Regions from separate parts of the Homo sapiens genome. Here region 1 is linked to region 2. A link is an interaction called in ENCODE POLR2A ChIA-PET data of the cell type or tissue named here. Cell type or tissue: OCI-LY7. All regions are shown on one strand. Each heading gives the region's core, and the rest is flanking DNA. Links, peaks and the distances in the headings are about the cores only.

Region 1 (12,692 bases), core at 1,090-6,089, 450 kb before region 2:
GGCTTAAGCAGGGGGATGAGGTGCCAAGATTTGCATATTTAAGCTTACTACTCTATGTAGAGAATGACTGTTTTATGGAGAATAGATTGTAGCGGGCAAGAGCAGAAGGAGAAAAACCATCTGGATTTACTTCACTAGTCTAGGTAAGAGATGATGGAGGCTTATTCTCGAAAGTGCTAGCCGAAGTCAAGATAAGGACAGAGGTTGATAGATTTGGAATATATTTTGGAGGTAGAATTGATAGGACTGGGTTGGCTGTGGGACATAGGGAAAGGAAGAAATCAGGAAATACCCTAAGATTCATGTTAATGCAGTTGTATAGTTGGTAATGCTATTTATTTGCTAAAGTGGGGGTGACCTGATGGATGTCACCATGGGGAGTGGTGGGAATCAGAAATTGTGTTTTGGATGTTAGATTTAAGACATGAATTAGACATCAAAGTGGACGTTAGATTAGGCAGTTGGATAAAGTAGTTTGCAACTCTAGAGAGACCGGTGCTGAAGCTTGCAGTGGTATTTGAATCCATGAAGCCATGGGACTAGATGAGTTCACAGAGAGAGAATGATGGTAAAGAAGAGCACAGAGGCCGTGAGGTCTGAGCCCTGGACAAGCTCAACATTTAGAGTTTGAGTAAGGGAAGAAAGATCCTACAGTGAGGAAACAGGAAAACCAGAGTGTGGTAGGAGACAGAAGAGAATGTTTAAAGGAGGATGGTGGTCAACTGTAGTGAATTCTGCTTGGAAGTAAAGATTAGGATGGAAAAGGAATCACAGAAGCAGCAGAGAGGTCATTGTTGAGCTCAACATGCAGTTTCAGTGGCATGGTTAGCTTGGAAGCTGACAGAAGTAGGTTTAGGAGAGAACGGGTTGTGAGAAAGTGGGGAAAGACTCACTAGAAAATTTTTGAGAAACATTTGTAAAGATTTATTTTAACTATTTTTTAAAACCCCATGTATACATACAGCTATTTGAAGGGTAGAGGGACTCGAAATGAATTTTCATAACATCCATATTCTAGAACTCCTAGATTTGAGCTTGTAAAGTCTCATATTTCTCTGTCTTGACATTTATGTCATCCAACAAAAATTGGTGACAACGCTAAATAAGGTAGGGACATAACGGATTTTTTTTTTTTTTTTTTAAGAGACAGGGTCTGACTCTGTCCTCCAGGCTGGAGTGCAGTGGCGCCATCATGGCTCACTGCAGCCTCCACCTCCTGGGTTCAAGTGATCCTCCCACCTCAGTCTCCCAAGTAGCTGGGACAGCACCGCCACACCTAGTTCATTTTTAAATGTGTTTGTAGAGATTGGTTTCACCATGTTACCAATGGTCCCGAACTTCTGGCTGGTCCTAAACTCCTAGGCTCAAGTGATCCTCCTGCCTCTGCCTCATCCTCCTAAAGTGCTGAGATTATAGGCATGAGACACTGCACCCAGCCATAATTGATTTTTTTTTTTTTTTTTTTTTTTTGAGATGGAATCTTGCTCTTTTGCCCAGGCTGGAGTGCAATGGCATGATCTCGGCTCACTGCAGCCTTGGCCTCCTGGGTTCAAGTGATTCTCCTGCCTCAGCCTCCCAAGTAGCTGGGACTACAGGTGCGTGCCATCATGCCCAGCTAATATTTTTTATTTTTTTATTTTTTGTATTTTTAATAGAGACAAGGTTTCACCATATTAGCCAGGATGGTCTTGATCTTCTGACCTCGTGAACCGCCCACCTCGCCCTCCCAAAGTGCTTGGGTTACAGGCGTGAGCACTTTTTTTTGAGACAGAGTCTGGCTCTGTTGCCCGGGCTGGAGTGCAGTGGCACGATCTTGGCTCACTGCAACCTCTGCCTCCCAGGTTCAAACGATTCTCCTGCCTCAGCCTCCTGAGTAGCTGGGATTACAGGCGCCCGCCACCACACCCAGCTAATTTTTTGTATTTTTGGTAGAGATGGGGGTCTCACCATGTTGGTCAGGCTGGTCTCGAACTCCTGACCTCAAGTGATCCAGCTGCCTCAGCCTTCCAAAGTGCTGGGATTACAGGTGTGAGCCACTGCACCCAGCCCATAATTGATTTTTAGGATGTCACTTGGTGGTGTAAATAAGAAGCTTCCAGAGGGTATAAACTCTAGCAGAGTATCTAGCAGCTATTTATTTTTCTTTCATAAATTTCATTTCAGTATGTGAAAAATCCTTTTTCCCCCATAGTTTTATGATTTTTTTTTTACTTTAGATGTTGTTATCATAGATTCTAGCTTTCCTTATATAATACAAATATATATTATTGATTCTAAGTCAAATTTTTTTAGAATTTTAATATCTGACAGTTGGGATGTGACTTAGAAATAAGTGGTGTCTTAAATTAGATGATATGCAGTGTGATGTGAATATATAAAATATGTGATGTCAGTGAATATATGTGTATATATACATGCACGTGCATACATTGATTGGGAGCTGGCCTACTATTAGATAGATTTGAAATTGGTATTCACGAGTAGACTAGTTTCCTAAAGTGTATGGGATTATCATAGATCTGCTGTTGGACCCCTGTATGTTTTGCTGTGATTATCAGTGTTTTCCTTAGAGACCATTGGGGCAAAAGAGATAGGAGTGAAAGGAAAACTCAACTAGCACAATTTTAGCCTCTTATTTATTTTGATGTCCTTTCTTCAATGAATATTTATGGTAAATGTAATAACTCTTTTACAAGAATTTAAATGTGTGTTTTCATTTGAAGTCTTCCCCCATTTCCTTTCTTTACCTCTTAAGAACAGCATTCACGTGGCTACAACAGTAGGATTTTGTATGAGAGCCCATAGTTTTGTTGTCAGTATTAACGATCCCACTTTTTTTCCCTCAAGGAAATGCCTTCTGGTTCCTTTGCCACTATTGTTTAGACGTCTTATTTTGGATTTTTCTTCTAAAACTTTCCTGGAATGAAAAACTGTTGTGGTTGAAAAGATCTTTATTTTATCTGGTATATTTATCCCTTGTAAGTCCAACTAGAATTCCACATTTTAAATATTATTCTTATAGGGCATTTTACATTGAATAATGATGAATGTTTTTAGCCTTACATAAAAATATGTATTTGTACAGTTGTGCAGCTATTCAGTACAGGTTGCAGTTTCATAGAAATTCATTTCTAGTTTGGTTGTCAGGTGAGAATGTTGCTATAGCTTAGGTAGTACTACTTTCTTCACATCTTTATAAATGTGTTTTAGGTAACTACTGTCAAGCACAGGGTTGCAGAATATATTTAATATAGATTTTTTATATGGTGTTCTTATGATGTAAACTTATAGCTTTGTCTTGGAATATTTTATTCAGATACATTTTCAGAACCTCTTTTCTTGATCACCACTGTTATTTCTCTGATCTTTGGAAGACCAAATTCAAAGTATATAGAATCTTCAGTACATTAGACTATTTTGGAAGGTAGGGAATTCATTTCAGTAGCTGGTTATAAAGCTTAAGTTTTCTTGTTTTTATTTTCATTCTTTCCATATCCAGAAAAGAAATCAATAAAATTCAGTCTTTGTAGCAGCATAGAATTCCATCATTTGTAGTATTGATCCTAATTTTGATCAGTAGTTTATGAAGTTGGTTCTTGCTGTATTTCTGTATCCTGGGATACCACTTATAGAGGATTATGATGCATAAGTAGAACGTAATTTAAAAATAATATTGGAGAAGGAAAGTAGTGGTAAGGAGTGGTCCTCATCAGATCTGAGTTTGAGGTTTTGTTTGGTTTAATATAATCTTCTATTTTATATTTAACACACTTCACCAGAATTCTTTATTTTCATTTAATACTGATGCTCATGATTCTACAACTGCTTTTATAGTTCCGTTTGAGTTCAGCAGTATTCTGAGGTGCAAAGTCAGGTTTAGCTTTAAATCTTATTTAAAAAGTGTTAGGCTTTCATAAGCTTATGCAGTCTCACCTTGTATATTCCCAGCTATCAGTAATGTTTTTTCCTGGATTTTCTTCTCAGCAACCCGATAGCAGAAGGGTCAACTCTTCTGTTGGATTTTCTGTTTTGCAGCATACAAGCAATGACCCATATTGCTTTGTGGAATTTTATGAACACAGAGATGCAGCTGCTGCATTAGCTGCTATGAATGGGAGAAAAATTTTGGGAAAGGTAAGATAATAGGATGATGGCACCTTATGAGTACATATATTTGCATGTCAAACTAGTTTGTATTCTTTCTAGGCAAATTTTTGAGCAGATATTCGGCTGCTGAGTGATGGTTTTGCTTTATTCAGCTTAGTGCTTTTACAAAAATAACCCTGCTTGATAAATGATTTAATAAGTGGTAAGTGTTGTAACTCATGACATGCCTAATAATTTTATTAAATATAATCTTTATTTTTAGGAGGTCAAAGTAAACTGGGCAACCACACCAAGTAGCCAGAAAAAAGATACTTCCAGTAAGTACTCCTGCTGCATTTTACTGTGGAAGAGTTCTGAAATTATCCAGGAGGCATTACCAGCTTAAATAGGTTTTTTTTTCCTCCTCTAGAGTTGCCTTAAAAAGGTTTTAGTGGCTGACTTCTTAAGTATTTGATTACCAAATGCTCTGATTTCAGATCACTTCCATGTGTTTGTTGGGGATTTGAGTCCAGAAATTACAACAGAAGATATCAAATCAGCATTTGCCCCCTTTGGTAAAATATCGTAAGTATCATAATCAGTACTACACTCAGTCATGATAGGCAGAATTGTATATGATTAACTTGTAATTGAATTAAGATTTTCTTTCTCTAGTTAGTATGGTTTTGTTTTGTTTCTTATTTTTCATTTATTTATTTTGGTTTGTTTTGAGTAGTGGATGTTGTTGAAAATGTTAATGTCATTTCAGTGTCTTGGGGTCTCGTTTTCATCTAATCCTGTGTATAATATGTTAAAAAAAATTTAAGTGATTCTGTTTGTTATCTTTGAAGCAGATGTTTGAATGGTAAAACTTATAAAGTCTAGCTTTTTGTCATATGTTTTCAAAATTTGATGGTTTAGGATAATGAGTTAATCAAAAGTAAATGTGATCTATACTGTGTAAGAGTTCAATAACTTTTATAGGAGGAATTTATAAATGGGGGAGAGTAGGTAAATCCTTGGATATATTGTGATTAAATTGGAAATGTTCATGTTTTATTATGATAAATGTGTTTTTGATATTTTAGCTATAAGTGAAAAGTACTATTATACTATTAAAATGTTTCAATGTATGAGTCATAAATGTGGGATTAATTAGATGTTTTTGTTAGTGATATTTGATTCTACTAGTTAAGAGGCAAATGTGGTTTGATTTTTAACAAATTTATGCTCAGATTTTACTGTTGTTACTTGGTAAAAAATATATTGGAAAACTAAAAATGGTTATGAATTGTAGAAAATGTTTATCATAATTTATCTTTCTGATTAAAATCAGTTTATTTTGTATATTTCCTGTAGATTTAAATTAAACATCTTAGTACTACTTTACAGGAAAGTGTTTCAACTAAGAACAACAATATTTTCTCTATACAATTTGTTGTTCTATAGATTTAATTTCTTTAAAAGATGTAATTCTTAACTTTCTGTTTTGATATTTGCTTTGCTTTTTAATCTAAATGTGGTAAGTAGTACTATTTTAAAAATCAATATAAAAATAATACAGGTTGCTGTTTTTCAATCTTTATTTATACCTGAGACCTGCAGTTTTTCTTAAGTCCAAGTCACAATTAAAAGTAATAGCATTCTGGTTATTTTGCAGAATTGCTCATAAGAATGGACAGGATCTTGAAGGCTAACTGCAAGGAACTGTGCACACTGGAACTCAGTTGTAGATTTTTTTTCTCATTTCTATTTATTCTTATTATACATTATTTATATATACATATTTTAGTATTTACATTTTAACATTCTATATTCAGTGGAGTTCTATATTTCCAATCATTTAACTTACTCACTAAAATTTCTGTGTAAATTTGTTGTTTTCGTACTGGTGTGCTTAGCATTGTTGTTAGTTTTTTATTCTCCTTTCTTAAATTTCTGAAAATGTCAATTTTTCAAAATTTACAGCTGCCCAAACTCCAAAATGATGGTAGAGAATTGACCAAGAAAAATAAAGAAATCTGTTAACAGGCCATGTATGCCTTTTTAATTCCTATTTTTTCCTCTTTTTCAATTTTTTAATATTTCATATATTTTGTATCACTAGGCAGAAGACATTTAACTATTTAGAGATTGCATGGTAAAGTAGTTAGTATTGTTACAGTAATTTATAGAATCAGTAAACCTTAGAGGACACTAGTAAATAGAATATTAGAAAGGGAAACTGTTGTTCCTATTAATCTTCAAATTTGAGCATTTAGTTTAGAAAGCACAGGCTATTTGATTAGGTTGCATGTTTATTACATGTTTTTGTCCTACTGCTTTTTTCTAACAGGTAAAGAAGCATTAGGGAGAGTTCAGGAATGGTTGTAGTTAATTAGGGCTAACTGGAATTTTATTTTAAAAATGCTCACAATACAGTGTGTGTGGTTCCTTTTAGTTTTTATTTTGAGGGTGGCTCTTACTTCCCTCATTTAGCTGTGCTTCTTTTCACAGGGATGCCCGGGTAGTTAAAGACATGGCAACTGGAAAATCCAAAGGCTATGGTTTTGTATCTTTTTATAACAAACTGGTACGTTCTTCCATCTCAATTTATATTTTTTAATACTAAATTTAGTCATTAGTTACTTAATGTATTGAATCTGAAACTTGAATATACTTGAATGTTAACTACAAACACAACTTTTATGTAATGTTATGTATGTTTTAATAATAGAGTATAATTTCATTCCTCTTTCATAAACTCGAAAATAAATAGCTAGAAAAAGAATGATTATACTATAAGGAAGATTATTAAAATTGTGTTTGTACATTGGTAAAGGTCAGATGGATTTAGAAGTAAAGCCCAAGTCTAGGACAGATGAGCTAATCTGAGAATTTAGAGGTTAGGTAAATTATATTCAGTTTTAACCATGAAAATCTCAGTTTTAACTCTACCTTTTAAATTATTATTCATACTCTTATATAACTGGGATGTGAATGACTACAACAAATTATGTAAATAAAAATTTAAGCAATTCATCTTGATTTTTGCATATATTCTTTGTAAAAGGGGTACCAAAGTAAGCATTTGCATTAACTGTAACATTAAATAATAAAGTGGGCTTTGATTTTAAAGCAGTTTCAATAACTTAAATCAATGTTTTGTTTTGTTTTGTTTTGTTTTTTTGAGATAGAGTCTCGCTCTGTTGCCCAGGCTGGAGTCCAGTGGTGCCATCTCAGCCCACTGCAACCTCCACCTCCCGGGTTCAAGCGATCGCGCTGCCTCAGCCTCCTGAGTAGCTGGGATTACAAGCATGTGCCACCACACCCAGCTCATTTTTATATTTTTGGTAGAGACATGGTTTCACTTGGGTTCGCCAGGCTAGTCTCAAACTTCTGATCTCAAGTGATCCTCCTGCCTTGGCCTCCCAAAGTGCTGGGATTACAGGTCATCTACATTTTATTGAAGTGGTAAGATAAAGGGCCAGAGTATTCTGTTTTTGCTTAGATTGAATCTCAAGTTCAAATCGTTTTCTAATTGGTAATAGTTCAGTTTCGTTTTGTTTAGGATATTTAGTAAATTCATCTACTGATTTGTATGGAACCAGCAGCGCCGATATTTTATTTCATCTTACAGAGTCTTATTTATCACTCTTTTCTTTGTGATTGTGCTTTCTTTTTTATCCATAGGATGCAGAAAATGCGATTGTGCATATGGGCGGTCAGTGGTTGGGTGGTCGTCAAATCCGAACCAATTGGGCCACTCGTAAACCACCTGCACCTAAAAGTACACAAGAAAGTAAGATATGTCCACTGTGTGTGTTAAAATTATATTCTTCACAAAATCATGTATCATGTATTCATCTAGTCTCAATTTCTAATTTATTTATGTAAGAGACAGGGTCTTGCTCTGTTGCCCAGGCTGGAGTGCGGTGGCATGATCTTAGCTCACTGTAGCCTGAAACTCCTGGGTATAAGTGATCCTTTCACCTCAGCCTCCTGAGTAACTGAGACTACAGGGACATGCCACCATGCCCAGCTAATTTGTAATTTTTTTATAGAGACAGGGTCTGGTTACGTTGTCCAGGCTGACGTAGTATTTAATTAGTGTTGCAAGACTCTAATTATTTCATTTTATATTTCATTATCTGAAAATAATTGGGCTGTGGTATAAGTATTTTTGGAGCTGTGAATCACCTGATTTTATAGATCAAGTCTGTGTCAAATCATAGCATCAAGAAAAATTATGTTTTCTCCTCCCATTGAGGCATATCTTTTTTTTTTTTTTTTTTTTTTTTTTGAGGTGGAGTCTCGCTCTGTCACCCAGGCTGGAGTACAGTGGTGCGATCTCAGTTCACTGCAACCTCCGCCTCGCAGGTTCAAGCGATTCTCCTGCCTCAGCCTCCTGAGTGGCTGGAATTACAGGCGTGTGCCACCACACCCAGCCAATTTTTGTATTTTTAGTAGAGACAGGGTTTCACCGTGTTGGTCAGGCTGGTCTCGAACTCGTGACCTCGTGATCCACCTGCCTCAGCCTCCCAAAGTGCTGGGATTACAGGCGTGAGCCACCGTGCCCTGCCTTAATTTTTGTATTTTTAGTAGAGACAGGATTTCGTCATGTTGGCCAGGCTGGTCTCGAACTCCTGACCTCAGGTGATCTGCCCACCTCAGCCTCCCAAAGTGCTGGGTGCCCGGCCTGAGGCATATCTTAATAGTATATAGTAATTAACAGAAGAGTTTCATAGTACAATATAACAGTCAACGTTTTTGTTTTGTTTCTGCATACAGACAACACTAAGCAGTTGAGATTTGAAGATGTAGTAAACCAGTCAAGTCCAAAAAATTGTACTGTGTACTGTGGAGGAATTGCGTCTGGGTTAACAGGTACAATGTTTGGTTTTCTAATCACCTCTGAGGAGCTTCATCACTGTTCATATGAATTTCATGATACACATCAGCCATGTTTTATTTGTATGTTTTGTTTTATAGATCAGCTTATGAGACAGACATTCTCACCATTTGGACAAATTATGGAAATAAGAGTTTTCCCAGAAAAGGGCTATTCATTTGTCAGGTAACACTCTACTTGAAATATCATTATTACTCTTATATTTGATTCATTCCTTTCACTTATGTTCTCCAGGGTATCAGTGTTTGTTATTTTAGTGCTTCTTTGCAGTATAGAAGTTTAAGCTACCTACCTAATGTACTTTAGAAAAAAAATACCAACTTGCAGGTGTAAACTGATGAGTTTCCATGTTATTTATTGTGTTAGGTTCTTAAAAAATAAAAGACAAAACCATATCATTTTTCTTTCTTAGATTTTCAACCCATGAAAGTGCAGCCCATGCCATTGTTTCGGTGAACGGTACTACGATTGAAGGACATGTGGTTAAATGCTATTGGGGTAAAGAATCTCCTGATATGACTAAAAACTTCCAACAGGTAATTCGATTTTTCATAGCATTCTTTAAGGTTTCCATCTTACATGTCACATAAAAGCTTTGGAAACTCTGTAAAATGAACAATAAAATAAAGCATATAGCTACTTTCAGTTGATTGTATTTCAAAATTGATTATTTGCGGTATTAACTGAATCTTAATACTTTCTTTTCACAGGTGTCACCACCCCAATAAACTTAGACAATGATAAATAACAGAGTCCTATTCACATAAGGGTGCTTACTTAGTTTTTCTCTTCCTTGTCTCCCACTCTTTCTTCATATACGGTGTTTCTTATGTGTTCCCTAAAACAATACTTTGCTTTTTCCTAGGTTGACTATAGTCAATGGGGCCAATGGAGCCAAGTGTATGGAAACCCACAACAGTATGGACAGTATATGGCAAATGGGTGGCAAGTACCGCCTTATGGAGTATACGGGCAACCATGGAATCAACAAGGATTTGGAGTAGAGTAAGTTGTTTGGGTTTTTCCAGTATAGAAACGTATGGTTCTGACAAAATAAATAAAAGTGTGTTTTCCTAGGGAGAATCTATTTTAATTATATACATTGAGCTATTTGGCATTATGAGCATTATAGAAACTAATCTAACAAAATATGATTTATGAGGCTAAGAAATTACTTCTCATTACCTAGGTGGAAAGGGGGGATTGGGGTAACATTTAGTGTGTCCTATGATCCCTGTAAGCAGTTGGTAGAATTTGATTTACATTTCTGATACACTTTTATTTATTTTTGCATGTAAAAGATCTTTGTCCAGATATATTCAAAAGTTTGATGGTTTTATGCCTATGTGGTATGTGTGAGAAATCTGAGGTTTGTGTGATACAAAGTAACTGGCCTTTTTTTTTTTTTTTTTTCTTTTGTTGATAGAGTGGTTTCCTCCTTTGTAATTCCCCTGCCCAGGGCCAGCCCATAGCTTTATTTTCAGATTTCTTCCTTTGAGACTGTTTCCAACATGAACTTGTTTTTAAAATTTCTTATGTAATAGATGATGTGTTGAATCATTCACAATTTTTAAAAAATTAGTTTGCAGATACTCCTCAGACATCAGTGTGTTAAGTTGTGGTTATCTTAAAAATATCAAAGACTAATACTGGAATATGTATTCTACACATATATCATTTATTTCTTTGATCTTTCTATTTGTTGTAGGTGTGTTGATTTCTGGTTTTCTATTCTGTGATTAGGCTCTGCTTGATTTTTGTGTAAATACATATGTGATTTTTTTTTTCTTGTGTTTGCTGAAGATTTTTTCTTTTTCTTCCAAGTCAATCACCTTCTGCTGCTTGGATGGGTGGATTTGGTGCTCAGCCTCCCCAAGGACAAGCTCCTCCCCCTGTAATACCTCCTCCTAACCAAGCCGGATATGGTATGGCAAGTTACCAAACACAGTGAGCCGGGACTCTAAAAAAAAATTGTAATTCATGATAGGCTTCGATTTCCTGTGACACTCTGAAGACATGAAAGTAGACATCGGAAAATGAAAATATTTATTTTAAAAATTGAAATGTTTGGAACCTTTAGCACAGATTTGCTTTGGTGAAGGACACGTGTCTTCTAGTTCTGCCTTTTTAAGTTTTTGTTCATGATGGATATGAACATGATTTTTCTTTATGTACAAAAACTAAAATAAAGTCAATAAAGACAATTCTGACTACAAATTTTGATATAATAGGAAAAATGGCTAATACATTTTGATTCTTAGATACTATTCCATTTTTATCTTGCTGTTCAGTATTTTAACTCACTGTGTTTTTAAAAGAGCAAAAAAGGGAGGATCGTGAAAACCTGGGAATCACATATAAGTTCATCCTGAATCCTGATACTCCCCTCCCCTTCCCTGAGGTGGACCACATTTGAAGTCAGCAGAGAAAAAGTGTGATATTCAGAAGAAATGCGTGATTTTGGAGTCGCTTTGGAGGAAATATTTTCTTTCTCTATGCCTAAAGAAACTGAAGCCAGACTGAAGTTTTGCACCCTAAAAAAGGAACAGCATTGTTTGAGTTACTTGAGCAAATGTTGGTGGTCCACGTTAAGACATATTTTTAAAACTTCCAAAAGTGTCGATTATTAAAATTGTAGTATTTTACATTTCATTTTGGGGGGAAATCCAAGTATGGTGTTTGTATTGAAGTCAGACAGTCATACTTGTGCTTTTACATGAAGTTTAAATGATACATATTGTAAATATTCAATAACTACAGTGTTTAAAAAGCATGCTTCAACATAGAAGTAGCAGCAATGTAATTATTTGAAGTAACACTTAACACACTCCGCTGCATTGAATGCAGTGGATTGATCAGAATGTTAAGACTGACATTTCCAAGGTTGGCTACTATGTAAAATTAAAATTACACAAATTGTGCAGAAAAAGCCTTAATTTTAATTTCATACAATCTTTGATGCATTAGTATGTTCTAAAATGTCATTGGGAATTAGTTTTTTGTTTTTGTTTTTTTTTTTTTTTTTTTTTGCTTTACATTACTTGGTATGTAAATACCTTGATTAAAACCTTGTAAACCAATTTCAAGGTTACTATAAGTTGTATAGTACAAGTGTTTTTTAAAAATCTTGGGGTGTTTTTAAAAATTAAGATATATTTTGCCCAAGAATTTTTTTAACAAGATTGCTAAAAACATCTTATTTAGACACTTCAATGTACCAATTTATAATTGGATATTCAGTTTAAATAGTACACAGAGTTGTGGCTTTTATTTTCAATTAATTTTTTTCCTTGTGGGCAGTGTGCATGGTATAATAAGCCTGAGCAGAGGCTTAAGTTGTATGTGTGCAGAGTTTGTAAAGGAATCAATTGGAAGATGCAGAAGACCGAGGTTTGCTTTCAAGGTATTTTTCAGGCTGTGTGGGTAAAATTTGCCTCAAATTTCTATCAAACAGGAATGTAAAATAGATAAAATCCTATGTATTTGAATTGTCAGAGCTAGGGAGTGCAAATGTTTTGGCAATGTATTCAAAATGCTGGCCTGGGCACCAAAGAGAAAATAGCCTTTTACAGTTACATAGTAAGATGCGATTAGTACCCACAAATTACTGTTTTCTAAACATTTGAAGTTTTACGATTAGCTTTAAAATAATGATTTTATAAATTGGTGGTCACAATAATTTTGGTATTACTTTCCTCCTTTTCCCACTTAGCAA
Region 2 (16,756 bases), core at 2,960-7,959:
AAAACCTTTTTTTTTTTTTTTTTTTTTTAACTTTTACGAGAAAGTGCAACTGCAGGGTCTCTTGAATGATCTTCTAGACAGTTCCGCAGAAAATTAGCAGTTTGGCTCAGAAAGTAGAGTTCCTCAGGAGGAATTAAAGTTCTTCCTAGAAGAATACAAAGCAACGTTTCAGGCAGCTTTCTGAAAATAAACCATTAGCTTATGCCTACACAGCGAGACAAACTGGAACGTGTAATAATGAAGGCTTTCACATTTGTTGTGATGTGCTTTTTTTCTCTTACCCCAGGACCTCTAGCTGTTCTGTAATGTTACATAAAGTAGTTATAGCACTTCGTCCAGCACTGACAGCAGGCAGGAAGCTAATCAGCGAGGAGAAAATCGGAAGTGTGTTCATGTGTTTCATTGTTTTTCAGGTCAAATCTCAATACTTGCAAATAAATCATTAAAAAGATATAACAGTTTCTCTGTTATTTTCAGGACTTCATGTAGTGAGTGGGTAATCAGAGTGAAAGAGGGCTTTCTATCAGTCATCAGTGATACGTTCTGTCACACAGTCAGATTTTCAGCATTTGTTCGGCTGCTGCTAGATGATAAAGGAAGTTTTCTGTTGCTGGTGGAAATCGTTTTTGCTTTAGCGCCTCCAAATTAAGGACTCTCTTTTCTCCATCAGCCGAAACTTCTGAAAACGGTGCTAGGTTGGTAAAGATTTCTCTTGTTTTTAGAGCAATATCCTTTAATAGAACAGGAAAATATATGCAACATGTTAGTATCCGAAATTTGAATATTTAGTCTCTAGAATTCTTCCTATTTTTTCCAGACTGTTTATAAACTATGAAAAATGAGCTTGGCGTGGTGGCTCATGCCTGTAATCCCAGCACTTTGGGAGACCGTGGCAGGAGAATGTCTTGAGTCAGGAGTTAGAGAATGCAGTGAGCCATGATTGCACCACTGCACTCCAGCCTGGGCAACCCTGTCTCAAAAACGAACAACAAAAAAGATAACTCCTTTTTTTGTTGTTGTTTTCGAGACAGGGTCTCGCTCTGTTACCCAGGTTGCAGTGCAGTGGTTCAATCATGGCTCACTGCAGCCTCGACCTCCCAGGCTCAAGTGATCTACCCACCTCAGCCTCCTGAGTAGCTGGGACTACAGGCATGCGCCACCACACCCAGCTAATTTTTAAATACTTTTTGTAGAGATGGGGTTTCACCATGTTGCCCAGGCTGGTCTCAAACTCCTGGGCTCAAGCAATCTGCCCACCTTGGCTTCCCAAACTGCTGGGATTATAGATCTGAGCCACTGCATCTGGCCTGATAATTCTTTTTAAAGAAAAAATTAGGAAAAATGAAACAAAATTAACTTAGAAAAATCATAGTGTGTGGTTTTGGTTTTTTTTTTTTTTTTTTTTTTTTTACAATTTTAGTCATTTTCTGAGTGTATAATTCAGTGGCATTAAGTACATTTGCAGCGTTGCACAACCATCACCACTATTTCCAGCACGTTTCACCATCACAAACAGAAACTCTACCCATTACACAATAACCCCATTTCCCCTCGCTTAGCCCCTGGGAACCTCTATTCTGCCGTCTAACTCTGTGAATTTGTCTGCTCTAGATAGCTCATATAAGTGGAATCATACAACATTTACCCTTTAGTGTCTGGCTTATTTCATTAGCATGGTTTCAAGGTTCATCCATGCTATAGCATGTATCAGAATTCTATTCCTTTTCTCCCCCCCAACAAAAGCCACATTCAAAACATTCCATTCCTTTTTAAGCTGAGTAATATTCTACTGTATATAAAGACTACATTTTGCTTGCCCATTCATCTGCTGAAGGACACTGGGTTGCTTCTGCCACGTTTTGGCTACTGTGAGTAACACTGCTATGGATATTTCCATACGAGTACAGTCATGCACCACATAATGACGTTTTGGTCAACCAGGGACCACATTTACAATGGTAGTCCCATAAGATGATAATGCTATATTTTTACAGTATCGTTTCTTTTCTTTTTCTTTTTTTTTTTTTTTTTTTTTTTTGAGACAGTTTTGCTCTTGTTGCCCAGGCTGGAGTGCAATGGCACAATCTCGGCTCGCTGCAACCCCCGCCTCCCGGGTTGAAGCGATTCTCCTGCCTCGGCTTCCCAAGTCGCTGGGATTAACAGGCGCCCACCACCACACCCGGCTAATTTTTGTATTTTTAGTAGAGATGGGTTTCACCATGTTGGCCAGGCTGGTCTTGAACTCCTGACCTCAGGTGATCCGCCCGCCTCGGCCTCCCAAAGTGCTGGGATTACATGCATGAGCCACCGGGCCTGGCCGAGTCCCTGCTTTCAATTATTTTGGGTATATACCCAGAAACAGCATTGCTAAATCATATGGTAACTTGATGTTTAACTTTTTGAGAAATGCTGCTATTGTTTTTTTGAAGGAATCTCTTCCCAAAAGTCCTCTTCTGCCTGGGATAAGTAACCCGGCACCTGCCACGCAGGCTTTATTCCTTTTGGGTGGCTGAGGACTCACTAAAGCACTCATTAAAATCATGTCTTCTGGCCAGGCATGGTGGCTCACGCCTGTAATCTCAGCACTTTGGGAGGCCGAGGCAGGTGGATCATTTGAGGTCAGAAGTTCAAGACCAGCCTGACCAACATGGTGAAACCCTGCCTCTACTAAAAATACAAAAAAATTAGCCAGGCATGGTGGTGCATGCCTATGGTCCCAGCTACTCGGGAGGCTGAGGCAGGAGAATCGCTTGAACCTGGGAGGCAGAGGTTGCAGTGAGCCAAGATCACGCCACTGCACTCCCGCCTAGGCAACAGAGCGAGACTCTGTCTCCAAAAAAAAAAAAAAAAATCATGTCTTCTGGCCAGGCGTGGTGGCTCATGCCTGTAATCCCCAGCACTCTGGGAGGCTGAGGTAGGCGGAGCACTTGAGGTCAGGAGTTCAAGATCAGCCTGGTCAGCGTGGTGAAACCCCATCTCTACTAAAAATGCAAGATTAGTCAGGTGTGGTGGCAGGCCCCTGTAATCCCAGTGCCTGCTACGTGGGAGGCTGAGGCAGGAGAATCGTTTGAACCCACGTGGTGGAGGTTGCAGTGAGCCAAGATTGCACCACTGCACTCCACCCTGGGCGACAGTGAAACTCAAAAAAGGGAAAAAAAAGTCACGTCTTCTTCCTTGTTTGCTGACATCATTAATTCATTCATGTATTTTTGAACCCTTACAGCATTCCCAGCACTTTCACTTGCCCTCCCCAAGGTCTCATACGTCATACTAAGTCATCTAGGTAGCACTTTTAGTCTGTGAACAACACAGTAATGCAAAACTCAGATTCACATATGTTGCTGATATTGTAAGAATATGTCTTTACTCTAATGTTGGGGGTAGGTGGGCAGTGAGGATTCCCATGGTAGGAAAGAAGCGGCCCCAGAGTCTCCAGTGTTCAGGTCCTCAGGGCAAGATCAGCCCACTCTTCCTGCTCACAGCTGGCCAGGCCACCAGCACTGCAGAGAAATGGCCCCTCTCATCTTTCCGCTGACATGTCACCTCCTTAGAGATCTGGCCTACCCATCCCCCAATATTCTCCACCTCAACCCCTTCTGTCACAGCACCTAACATGGGCTGTAATTATCTTGTCATTTATTATTTTCTGTGCATCTACTCCACTAAATTACAGACTCCATGAGGGCAGGGATTTGCTCACCACTGCATCCCCACTGCCAGTGCAATGCCTAACAAACAGAGCTCAAGAAACACTGAGTAAATGAATGGATAAATGAAGAAGGCATCAGGTTGGGCCGAATGAGTAAAGCCTGCATATCAGAGGTGCCCCCGTACCCCCAGGTAGGACAGGTGCAGATGGGAGACAGTCCTTCTGGGCCCTCCAGCCCCAGGTTATGAGTCAGGCATCTAGATAAGGCAACGCTGGAAGTGTATCCTTCAGGAGAGGAGCAAGGAGCTGGGAACAGGCCAAATGCAAGGAGCTGGGCGGGCTGCAGGCCACCACGTGGAAAGCACAAGAAATAAAACCCATTTGCCATCCCAGTTTGGCAAGGGCAGAGCAGGTGCCCACTGGGCCACATGGACGCTGGTCAGCATGCCAGGTAGACACCAGCAAGGAGCTGGCTCTGCGGCATGTGGCAACAGTCACTAAGTGGGACAGGAGTCTGACTGCATGATTTCTGTTGTCCTGGAGACAAGCAAAGCAAAATTTTGACAATCTAGTTCCCCATGCTCAGCAACAACCTCCCCTTTATAATTTGTTCCTCCAGGGAAATTCTCCTAGGAAGAAAGAATGCACTGGCTGGCCCAGAAAAGCCTTCCAGACCACTTGGTAGTTACATTTCTCATTGCCAGCGGTCGGTGTCAGCACCAGCCCCTGTGTATACCTGCCCTCGAGCCCAGTAACTAACTAGATCAGGCCAGCCTGCACCTGCTTGTCCATCATCACTGTGGCCGTCTGTAAACCCTCTCTAAGCACCTGCCCGCTGGCCTCTACCACAGCCCCCCACTCTGCTTATGTGCACAGCTCTGCCGCACACCACCCAGCGACACCGGGTCAGGACTTTCAGTAAGTCAGAAGGTGAGGGAGTTACCTGTATAACGTGGCTCTCTGATTTCTCTGGATCTTCTGCAGACTGAACAATTAGCTGACCCATTTCTTTGTGCAGTTTGCCCATTGCCATGGCCTCTGGTGAGATCAAGAAGGTGAATATTTAGAAATCGACATAAAAAATAATCATGCCATCTATCTGAAAACTTGGAAGACCACACTGAGGGAATTTTCAAAAAGCAGCTGATAACCTCCCACATGTCCATTTTATCACTAGACACAAATATGACAACATGCTGGGAGGAAAGGCATAATATAATCGTGATTTATACTTCTGGGCAAACATAAAAACACATCACACCAAACCAGATTTCCCCTTCACACCCACCTGACCAAAATTTTTATTTTTCTTCCCAGACAAAGCATAATGAACAATTCTGACTACAACTAAGTCATGACTATAAGCCAAGAGTCTGACGTTCTAGTCCAGCTCTTTACAGTTAAGAAATGTATCTTTTTGGCGGGAATATTGTGAAAGAGGAGCTTCCTGTCAGTTCTGCAGAAGCCAGCTGGGCGCTCAATTCGTTTAGATTCTTAGAAATGAGCAAAGGAAACCACCTAAGTTAGCCTGGTTACATACATTGCTACTGTCTGCACTGAGGAGGTTAACAGAAACTTGTTTGTCACTTCAAGAGACAGACTCCATTCAACTGGTGCGGATTAGGATGAGCCCATTTTTATAGACACAGAGCAACACAGGGCAGCAGGAAGATGGCCACCCTTTCTGGTCCTAATGCTTCAGCTGCTTAAGTGGCCCTAGCCACAGCCAGTTTTCTTTCACTTTCGCTTTGCAAAAGGCAGTTATTTCGTAAAGATCTGACCCCATAGTTTGAATTTTTCATCATGAGCATGCATTATGTTTGCAATTTTAAAACGAATTAAAGGAAAGCCAGTTATGGTTCTATTAATTTGAATTTTTCAATAAAACCTCACATAATCGAATCTAACAATTCCCAATGAGTCAGCATTCAGCTGCCCCCACTTTTAGGAGAAAGATAAGTGACAAAACAAAGCTGTTAATCAGTAATCCCATCTAAAACCACTACCTGAGTAGTGCTCAACACGCATTTAAGCCAATCTTTTCTACTTTATGTAGCTGTAATTTGGGACAATTTATTTATTTATTTATTTATTTGAGACAGAGTCTTGCTTTGTCACCCAGGCTGGAGTGCAGTGGCGCGATCTCGGCTCACTGCAAGCTCTGCCTCCCGGGTTCAACTGATTCTCCTGCCTCAGCCTCCCGAGTAGCTGGGACTAGAGGCGCCTGCCACCACGCCCGGCTAATTTTTTGTATTTTTGGTAGAGACGGGGTTTCACCGTGTTAGCCAGGCTGGTCCCGATCTCCTGACCTCGTGATCCACCCGCCTTGGCCTCCCAAAGTGCTGGGATTACAGGCGTGAGCCACCATGGCCGGCCTAATTTGGAACAATTTAGAATGTCTAAGAATGCCACTCTAACACTAGTACACCCTTTCCTGATCATTAGCTCTAAGAACAGCTTCATTCCCTTATGCTTACTAAGACATGCTTCAAAAAGATTTTCCATACTGGAGTCACATTTAACCCTGTGTAGTGATAAACGCCTACATATTTTTTGATACTCCTTTCTTCAAGAGGTGGAGACATTCCTCTCTCAAGTGTTGACTAAACTTAGTGATTTGCTTCTAACAAATAGCATATGGAGGAAGTAATGGTGACTATCAAGGCAAGATTATAAAACGCACTGTGACTTCCTTTTCTCTCTCGGGTCACTCACTCCTGGGGAGCCAGCTGTCATATTGTAAGAACACTCAAGCAACCCTATGGAGAGGCCCATGGCAGAAGGAACTGAGGCCTCCTGCCAACAGCCATGCACATTGAAAGCGGATGTTCCAGCCCCAGTGGAGCCTTCAGATGACTGTGGCTCTGGGATATCGTGACTGAAACTTCCTGAGCCAAACTACCTCTACATAAGTCATTCCTGATCCGCCAAAACTGTGAGATAAATATGTGTTGTTTTAGAACATGATGGCTCACGCCTGTAACCCCAGCACTTTGAGAGGCTGAGGCCAGTGGATCACTTGAGGCTAGGAATTCGAGACCAGCCTGGCCGACATGGTGAAACCCTGTCTCAAGTAAAAATACAAAAATTAGGCCAGGCGCAGTGGCTCACATATGTAAGTAATCCCAGCACTTTGAGAGGCCAAGACAGGCAGATCATGAAGTCAGGAGTTCAAGACCAGCTGACCAACATGGTGAAACCCCATCACTAACTAAAAATACAAAATTAGCTGGGTGCGGTGGCGGGTGCCTGTAATCCCAGCTACTCGGGAAGCTGAGGCAGGAGAATCACTTGAACCTGGGAGGCGGAGGTTGCAGTGAGCCAAGATCGTGCCATTGCACTCCAGCCTGGGCATAAGACTCCATCTCAAAAAAAAAAAAATTAGCTGAGCATGGTGGTGCATGCCTGTAAACCCAACTACTCGGGAGGCTGAGACATGACAATCACCTGAACCCGGGAGGCATAGGCTGCAGTGAGCCAAAATCAGGCCACTGCACTCCAGCCTGGGAAATAGAGCAAGACTCTGCCAAAAAAAAAAAGAAGAAGAAAAGAAAAAGGAATATGTGTTGTTTTAAACCACTGAGTTCTGTATGACTCAGAAACATTTCAAAATTAAGAAAATAAACCGCTAAGTTCTGAAGTGATTTGTTATGTGGCAGTAGATAATACACCTTGTTTAAACACAAAAGTAGTGAAACAAGATGAACAGACTATTTAACTTCTTAATATACACTCTGCTGCATAAGCACCCGGGATGTTCTGCTAATATGTCTATGTTTATAGGAATAAATGTTGTGTTCTAGACACGGAAATATCCATCTTCAGCAGAGTTGGTAAGCCAGCCCTCACATACTGGTTTTAGAGAATCAGCCTAAAAATGTACAACTGTTTGGCTTATATCTTGTATCAAGAACAGAACAGAGAACAAACCTTTTGCAAGGGGAGCAATGGTAATCTCACTCTCTGCCAGATTCACAAACACATCATAGAGGTCTGGTCTGTTGCTCACCTCCAAGTCTACAAATCCAGCGACGTAACCTGCATCACAAACATGAGCAACCTTACTGGAGTAGGAAGAAATATGGTGAACCCATCAAAAGAATTGGGTCTAAAAGCTCATCGACTGCTCTCTTTCACTGCTTTATTCATTCGGGAACATTAGCTGTACCCTGTGGCAGTTAGTAAGACTACATTACTATCAGTTGCCTGAAGATATTCACACAACGCCAGATATTCCAAAATTATCCATCAGTGTCAAGGACAAGACTGAAGTAGGGCATTTACTTTCCAATCATTGCTCTTGGGGTCAAGAATGACAGCTGTGGCAGAAGGTAGCAAGGACTCTCTTGACTGATGTTCCCCCTTCAGGTCTTTGCCTTCAGGAAATCAATGGCAAATGCCTGGGTTCTCAGAGTGGAAATGGCATCATCTTTAAGGGTTCAGGGCAACTCAGGAATTAGCAGATCTCTGGGATTGGTGTTAGAACAATGATTCCCAGATTTTTTTGATTTCACAGAGCAATACAATTACCAAAAAAAAAAATTATTTGAGGAGAGACTGATATGGTTTGGATCTGTGTTCCCACCCAAATCTCATGTCGAACTGTAATCCTCAATGTTGGAGGTGGGGCCGGGTCGGAGGTGACTGGATCATGGGGGTGATTTCTTATGAGCGGTTTAGCACCATCCTCTTAGTGTGGTTCTCGTGATTGAGTTCTCACAAAATCTGGTTGTTTAAAAGTGGACGGCACCTTCCCCCACCTTTCTCCTGCTCCAGCCATGTAAGACGTGCCTGCTTCCCCTTCACCCTCTGCCATGATTGTAAGTTTCCTGAGGCCTCCACAGAAGCAGAAGCCACTATTCTTGCTGTACAGCCTGCAGAACTGTGAGCCAATTCAACTTCTTTTCTTTATAAATTATAGTCTCAGTTTTTTTGTTTTTTTTTTTTGAGACAGTCTCGCTCTGTCACCCAGGCCAGAGTGCAGTAGCATGATCTCGGCTCACCGCAACCTCCACCTCCCAGGTTCAAGAGATTCTCCTGCCCCAGCCTCCTGAGTAGCTGGGACTACAGGTGTGCGCCACCACGCCTGGCTAATTTTTGTATTTTGAGTAGAGACGGGGTTTCACCATATTGGCTAGACTGGTGTCGAACTCCTGACCTCGTGATCCGCCTGCCTCAGCCTTCCAAAGCGCTGGGATTACAGGCGTGAGCCACTGTGCCTGGCCTTTTTGTTTGTTTTTGAGACAGAGTCTTGCTCTGTTGCCCAGGCTGGAGGGCAGTGGCACGATCTTGGCTTACTGCAACCTTCACCTCCTGGGTTCAAGCAATTTTCCTGTCTCAGCCTTCTGAGTAGCTGGGACTACAGGCATATGCCACCACACCTGGCTAAGTTTTGTATGTTTAGTAAAGACAGGGTTTCACCATATTGGTCAGGCTGGTCTTGAACTCATGACCTCAGGTGATCCACCCACCTTAGCCTCCCAAAGTGCTGGGATTACAGGCATGAGCCATCCCACCCGGCCTTCAGTTATTTCTTTATAGCAGTGCAAGAACACACTAATACAGGACCAATTTATCATTCCTAGAGTTTTACTTTACCAAGCAAGGACAGTTAAAAAATAACAGGTGGGGGCAGTGGCTCCTGCCTGTAATCCCAGCACTTTGGAAAGCCGAGGTGGGAGGATCACTTGAGGCCAGGAGTTTGAGACTGTCCTGGCCAACATGATGAAACCCTGTCTCTACTAAAAATACAAAAATTAGCTGGTGGCCAGGCGCAGTGGCTCATGCCTGTAATCCTAGCCCTTTGGGAGGCTGAGGCGGGTGGATTGCTTGAGCTCAGGAGTTCGAGGCCTGCCTGGGCAACATGGCGAAACCCCATCTCTACTAAAAATAAAATAAAAAAAAAAATTAGCTGGGCATGGTGGCACATGCCTGTAGTCCCTGTTACTCGGGAGGCTGAGGCACAAGAATTGCTTGAACCTGGGAGATGGAAGTTGCAGTGAGCCAAGATCACGCCACTGCACTCCAGCCTGGGCAACAGAGCGAGACTCTGTCTCAAAAAAATAAAATAAAATAAGATAAAACAAAATAATTTAAAAAACAACAAAAACAAAACCTACTACTGAGAGCCAGACCCAGGCCCACCCATGAATGAGAAAATGTGACAGATGACAAGTAATATTACTCATTACTGAAAAAAGAAAGAGATTATTCAATAAATGTCCTGGTCCAAGTGGTTATCCATAGGGTAAAAAAGTTCAGTCAGATCCCAAACTCACACACTACACAAAAAATTATTCCAGATAAATTAATAACTTCACTGGGAAATAAAAAACATTAAAAATGTTTAGGCCAGGCACAGTAGCTCACACCTATAATCTCAGCACTTTGGGAGGCCAAGGCGGGAGGACTGTTGAGCTCAAGAGTTCGAGACCAGCCAGGGCAACATGGTGAAACCTTATCTCTACCAAAAAAAAAAATACAAAAATTAGCCAGGCATGGTGGCACGTGCCTGTAGTCCCAGCTACTTGGGAGGCTGGGGTAGAAGGATGGCTTAAGCCCAGGAAGTGGAGGTTGCAATGAGCCGAGACTGAGCCACTGCACTCCAGCCTGGGCGACAGAGCAAGACCCTGTCTCAAAAAAAAAAAAAAGAAAAGAAAAAGAGAAAGAAAAATTTTCATAAGAAAATGGCCAGGCACAGTGGCTCATGCCTATAATCCCAGAGCCCAGGAATTCAAGACAAGCCCAGGCAATAAAGCAAGACTTTGTCTCTAAAAAAAAATACAGACGGCTGGGCGCAGTGGCTCACGCCTGTAATCCCAGAACTTTGGGAGGTCAAGGCAGGTGGATCATCTGAGGTCAGGAGTTCGAGACCAGCCTGACCAATATGGTGAAACCCTGTCTCTACTAAAAATACAAAAATTAGCCAGGCATGGTGGTGGGTGCCTGCAGTTCCAGCTACTCAGGAGGCTGAGATAAGAGAACTGCTTGAACCAGGGAAGTGGAGGTTGCAGTGAGCTGAGAGCATGCCACTGCACTCTGGCCTGGACAACAGAGGGAGACTCTGTCTCAAAAAAGACAGGCAATAACAAACGATGGCAAGAATGTAGAGAAAAAGAACTCTCGTACACTGTTGGTAGGAATGTAAATTAGTACAGTCACTATGGAGAACAGTATGGAAATTCCTCGAAAAACTAAAAATAGAACTACCATATGATCCAGCAATCCCACTGCTGGGTATTTACCCCCAAAAAAGGAAATCAGTGTATCAAAGAGATACCACCATTCCCATGTTCACTGCAGCACGGTTCACAACCACCAAGATTTGGAATCAAACTGAGTGTCCATCAACAGATGAATGGAAAAGAAAATGTGGTGCATATACACAGTGGAATATTATGCAGCTATAAAAAGGAATGAAATCCTGTCATTTGCAACAACATGGATGGAACTGGAGGCATCATGTTAAGTAAAAGAAGCCACGGACAGAAAGACAAATTTTGCATGTTCTCACTAATCTGGGGGAGCTAAAAATTAAAACAATGGAACTCAGGGAGATAGAGAGTAGAATGGTGGGTACCAGAGGTTAGGAAGGGTAGTGGGGAGAGGGGGAAAATTTGGGATGGTTAGTGGATACAAAAATATAGTTAGAATGAATAAGACCTAGTATTTGATAGCACAATAGGGTGACTACAGTGAATGATAGTTTATTGTATATTTAAAAATAACTAGAAGTTGGCTGGGCACAGTGGCTCACACCTGTAATCCCAACACTTTGGGAAGCTGAGGCGGGTGGATCACCTGAGGTCAGAAGTTTGAGACCAGCCTGGCCAACATGGTAAAACCCCATCTCTACTCTCTACCAAAAATACAAAAAAATTAGCTGGGCATGGTGGTGCACACCTGTAATCCCAGCTACTCAGGCAGCTGAGGCAGGAGAATCGCTTGAACCTGGGAGGTGGAGGCCGTAGTATGCTGAGATCGTGCCACTGCACTCCAGCCTGGGCAACAGAGTGAGACTCCAACTCAAAAAAAAAAAAAAAAAAAAAAAAGAAAACTAGAAGTGGAATCACAATGTTCTTAACACAAAGAAATCATAAATGCTTGAGGTGATGGATACTGCAATTACCCTGATGTAATCATTATACATTGTAGGCCTGTATCAAAACATCATATGTACCCCATAAATACATATACCTATTATATACCCATAACAATTAAAAAGTTAAGATGAAAAAAAAAAGTCACTGATAAACTTTTAAGACTAGAACTTTACAAGTTCGGCCAGGCACAATGGCTCATGCCTGCAATCCAGGCACTTTGGGAGCCTGAGGTGGGTGGATCACCTAAGGTAAGGAATTTGAGACCAGCCTGGCCAACGTGGAGAAACCCTGTCTCTACTAAAAATACAAAAATTAGCTGGGCATGGTGGCAGGTGCCTGTAATCGCAGCTACTAGGGAGGCTAAGGCAGGAGAATTGCTTGAACCTAGGAGGCAGAGGTTGCAGTGAGCTGAGATCACACTATTGCACTCCAGCCTGGACAACAAGAACAAAACTCCGTCCCAAGAAAAAAACAAAAACAAAAAAAAACTTTACAGGTTAAATAGTTAAATATAGGTTGCATTTTTTAAATTTTATTTTATAATTTAAAAATTTTAAAAGACAGGTCTCCTATGTTGCCCAGGCTGGTCTGGAACTCCTGGGCTCAGGCGATCACCCCACCTCGGCCTCCCAAAGTGCTGGGATTACAGGTGTGAGCCACTGTGCCCAGCCAAAAACAGGCTGCATTTTGATGATGGCTGAACAACAACGTGAATGTACTTAATGCCACTGAACTGTATGTTTACCAATGGTTAAAAAGGTAAATGTAGCTGTGCGTAGCAGCTGACACCTGTAATCCCAACAGTGTGGGAGGCCAAGATGGGCAGATCGCTTGAGTTCGGGAGTTCAAGACCAGCCTGAGTAACACAGGAAGACCTGGTCTCAAAAAAAAAGGTAAATCTTTTTTTCTGGAGACAGAGTCTCGCTCTGTCGCCCTGGCTGGAGTGCAGTGGCTCAGTCTCAGCTCACTGCGACCTCCACCTGCTGGGTTCAAGTGATTCTTGTGCCTCAGCCTCCCGAGTAGCTGGGACTACAGGCACCCACCACCACACCCGGCTAATTTTTTTTTTTTTTTTTTTTGGTATTTTAGTAGAGATACGGTTTCCCCATGTTGGCCAGGGTGGTCTCAAACTCCTGAGCTCAGGCAATCCACTTGCCTCAGCCTCCTAAAGTGCTAGGATTATAGGCATGAGGCACCGCGCCCGGCCAAAAAAAGGTAAATCCTATATGCATTTTACCACAATTTTTTTTTTTTTTTGAGACGGAGTTTTGCTCTTGCTGCCCAGGCTGGAGTGTAGTGGTGTGATCTTGGCTCACCGCAACCTCCGCCTCCCAGGTTCAAGTGTTTCTCCTGCCTCAGCCTCCCAAGTAGCTGGGATTACAGGCATGTGCCACCATACCCAGCTAATTTTTTGTATTTTTAGTAGAGACGGGGTTTCTCCATGTTGGTCAGGCTGGTCTTGAACTCCCGACCTCAGGTGATCTGCCCACCTTGGCCTCCCAAAGTGCTGGAATTACAGGTGTGAGCTACCGCTCCCGGCCACAATTTTTTTTTAAACTAAAAAAAAAAAAAAAATTTAAGGGCAAAAAATTGATTGCATGTGCCAAAGAAATAATAAAGGATCAGTATCCCACTTGGGAATGCACAAAATAAAAACAAAAAACCCTCTTTAAAGTGGAATAAAATTAGCCAGGCGTGGTGGCACATGCCTGTAATCCCAGCTACTTGGGAGGCTAAGGCAGGAGAATTGAAGGCGGACGTTGCGGTGAGCTAAGATCGTGCCATTGCACTCCATCCTGGGCAACAAGAGTGAAAATCCGTCTCAGGAAAAAAAAAAAAAAAAAAGTGAAACAGTTCCTCCCCTGGGATCCTCTTGTCTACCTGTGCACATCTGCAGGGCTTCCAGCTCATCGGCGTTGAGGTGCACGTAAGAGTGAAGGATGGTCCAGTCCTGTCGGTGCCACACCAGGGCAGGCAGAGTCCTGGGGAATCAAGGCAAGAACTCAAGTTGTTGCTGGTCCACACCTTAAAGACTCAGCCTGCCCCCTTCTCCTCTTCCTGAGAAGGAAATGAAGAGGGTAGAGTCTACAGCTAATCAGGGACAGAGGTGAGACCAAGCCCCAAATGTGCTAACCTCTGGGCTTCAAATTAAAGCAATGCAATGTTTTACTATTTATTTTTTTGAGATGGAGTTTCACTCGTCACCCAGGCTGGAGTGCAATGGCGCGATTTTGGCTCACTGCAACCTCCACCTCTGGGGTTCAAGTAATTCTCCTGCCTCAGTCTCCCAAGTAGCTGGGACTACAGGTGCCTGCCACCACGGCCCGGTTAATGTTTGTATTTTTAGTAGAGATGGGGGTTCACCATGTTGGCCAGGCTGATCTTGAACTCCTGACCTCAGGTGACCCACCTGCCTTGGCCTCCCAAAGTGCTGGGATTACAGGCGTGAGCCACTGCACCCAGCCTCTCTGCAATGTTTTAAACTCTGCTTTTGGGGATCAGATCAGCTACAGAAAGCTCAAGGTGAAGTTTCAAAAGATCCCTGTGGTAGCAAAGAGTGACGCTTCTAAGGTTTTCCTCTGAAAAATCCCACTCTGGAGACTGCCATGGAAAGGGAGTCTAAGGGTAAAATTCAAAGTCACCTCTGCAAGCAAGAAATTTTCTGGAAGTCTCCCATTTATATTTAAAATTTTAGTAAAACTCGCAAACCAAGTGTGTTTGTTTCCCTAAGACATAGATTTCTCTGAAAAAAACTTATGGTAGAATAATGACTGCAACAAGATGTATCAAATTTATCTGTGGCTTCATGAACCCCTGGTGCCCTGCTAAATATCTCAGAAGCTGTGACCGCTCCAGTTTAAGGAGCATACGTAGAGGGGGAAAAGGTGATGGGATAGAAAATATGGGCTTTTGGACCCAGAGAGGGCAGGGTGAAAGTTCTGTCTCTCTCACTTAAAATCTGATGCAATCATGATCATAACAATAATAACTTCTAAAGTGTGTCTTACAGGCTAGGTACATGTTAAGCATCTTACATAAATTATTTCCAGTCTTAACAAACTTGTAAGTAGATATTACGATCTTCATTTTACAGATAAAGGAACACAGGCTCAGAAACAATCAATACCTTTTGTTTTGTTTCTGTGACAGGGCCTCACTCCGTCGTCCAGGCTGGGGTGCAGTGACGTGATCATGGCTCACTGCAGCCTCCACCTCCTGGGCTCAAGCGATTCTCCCACCTCAGCCTCCTGTGTAGCTCAGGCTACGGGTGCATGCCACCATGCCTGGCTAATTTTTGTATTTTTTTATAGAGATGGGGTTTTGCTGTGTTGCCCAGTCTGGTCCTGAACTTCTGGTCTCAGGCAATCTGCTAACCTCAGCCTCCCAAAGTGCTGGGATTACAGGTGTGAGCCACCATGCCCGGCCAACATTATCTTTTATGTGTTCACAGAGCTAATAAGTTGCCCTCCCAAGATTTTAACTCAGGTCTTTCTGACTATGAAGCCTTTGTTCTTTTCATTACCTTATACCTATACTCTGCCAACCTTAATTTTCTCATTCATAAAACAGGGTAAAAATACTTCCTTGCAGGGTTCTTGTTATGAGTAAATTTAATAATTTAAGGTATCTTACAAAATGCCTGACATACAGTAAACCCAACACGAATGCTAAGTCCTCTTGCTTTTAAAGAAGGACCTGGCCGGGCACAGTGGCTCATGCCTGTAATCCCAGCACTTCAGGAGGCCGAGACGGGCAGATTACGAGGTCAAGAGATCGAGACCATCTTGGCCAACATGGTGAAACCCCATCTCTACTAAAAATACAAAAATTAGCTGGGCGTGGTGGTGCGCACCTGTAGTCTCAGCTACTCGGGAGGCTGAGGCAGGAGAATTACTTGAACACGGGAGGTGGATGTTGCAGTGAGCCAAGATCGCGCCACTGTACCACTCCAGCCTGGTGACAAAGCGAGAGATTCTGCCTCCAAAAAAAAAAAAAAAAAAAAAAGGACCTAATGGCTGGGTGTGGTGGTTCATGTCTGTAATCATCTCAACGGAGGCAGGAGAATCACTTGAGCCTAGGACATCGAGACCAGCCTGGCCAACATAGTGAGACCCCAGAAACCCCATCTCGACAAAAAATATAAAAAAAATAAAAATGAAAAAAATTTAAAAGGACCTAATAACAAGTTAGATTTAGTAAACAAAAAATCTTTAAAAATCTGTATGGCAGGTGGGGGAGCTGTTAGAGGGGACAGGGCCTGGCAGGCACCTCCTGGCCCTGAACTGACCCTCCTGGCAAAAAAATTATTAACAACAACAAAATCTACATTTATTTTGGCCGGGCACAGTGGCTCACACCCGTAATTCCAGCACTTTGGGAGGCCAAGGCATGAGGATCACTGGAGCCTATGAGTTTGAGACCACCCTGGGCAACACAGCAAGACCCCATCTCTACTAAAAATGAAAATAAAATTTAAAAAATCTATATGTACTATCAAAGTAAGAGTCTTTGTCCTGCTCTAAAACTTTTTAATTAAAACAAGAAAAAAAAAAGAGTCTTTGATAAAACTGAACAGAAGGAACAATTTACCTGAAACGGGTCAGCAAACTATGGCCCACAGCCTAGCTGCCTGTCCTTGAAAATAAAATTTCATTGACCACAGCCATGCTGAGTCATTTATGTACGTGTCCTCCATGGTTGCTTTTGTGCTACCTAGGCAGTTGAGTAGTTGGGGCAGTGACCATATGGCTCACAAACCTAAAATATTTACTGTCTGGCAAGGAAAAGTTTGCTAATCCCCTGCTCTAAAATAGTCATAAATAGTCCAAATCAGTAACCTTGAACTACTAGAGCTAAACAGAAACTTCAGACCAAAGGTGGTATTTCACCACATGCTATTTATAGCAAATGTGCAACACAGCAGAGCACACAGTAACATCTAGTGCTGCGAACTGTCTGCCAACAAAGTTAACACTTTTTTATAATTAGAGGTGATACCTGGTGA

The links. Peaks named below come from ENCODE experiments on the same cell type or tissue, not always from the same donor. Only the 100,000 strongest peaks of a DNase experiment are listed, where the experiment ranks them.
Region 1: POLR2A ChIA-PET joins it to region 2 with 5 read pairs; 4 of 35 experiments call an interaction of 5 or more read pairs at or near these places.

Annotation. Positions count from the first base shown.
Region 1 is chr10:119,573,901-119,586,592 of GRCh38, reverse strand. TIAL1 (TIA1 cytotoxic granule associated RNA binding protein like 1) reads left to right here. Exons shown (of 12, transcript NM_003252.4): 3 at 4,036-4,134; 4 at 4,370-4,424; 5 at 4,584-4,671; 6 at 6,583-6,658; 7 at 7,759-7,867; 8 at 8,857-8,952; 9 at 9,058-9,142; 10 at 9,390-9,513; 11 at 9,843-9,982; 12 at 10,802-12,692. The coding sequence ends at 10,928. Among named protein-coding and RNA genes, the nearest start is that of TIAL1, 17 kb to the left of the region's middle. In OCI-LY7, for the core only: no CTCF peak of the experiment used is centred there; no DNase peak of the experiment used is centred there.
Region 2 is chr10:119,120,446-119,137,201 of GRCh38, reverse strand. DENND10 (DENN domain containing 10) reads right to left here. Exons shown (of 9, transcript NM_207009.4): 5 at 16,750-16,756; 6 at 13,633-13,733; 7 at 7,580-7,687; 8 at 4,593-4,687; 9 at 1-731. The coding sequence ends at 555. Among named protein-coding and RNA genes, the nearest start is that of DENND10, 25 kb to the right of the region's middle. RefSeq lists an enhancer at 16,351-16,645. In OCI-LY7, for the core only: no CTCF peak of the experiment used is centred there; DNase peaks (open chromatin) are centred at 5,121 and 5,371; H3K4me3 peaks cover 811 bases; H3K27ac peaks cover 1,351 bases.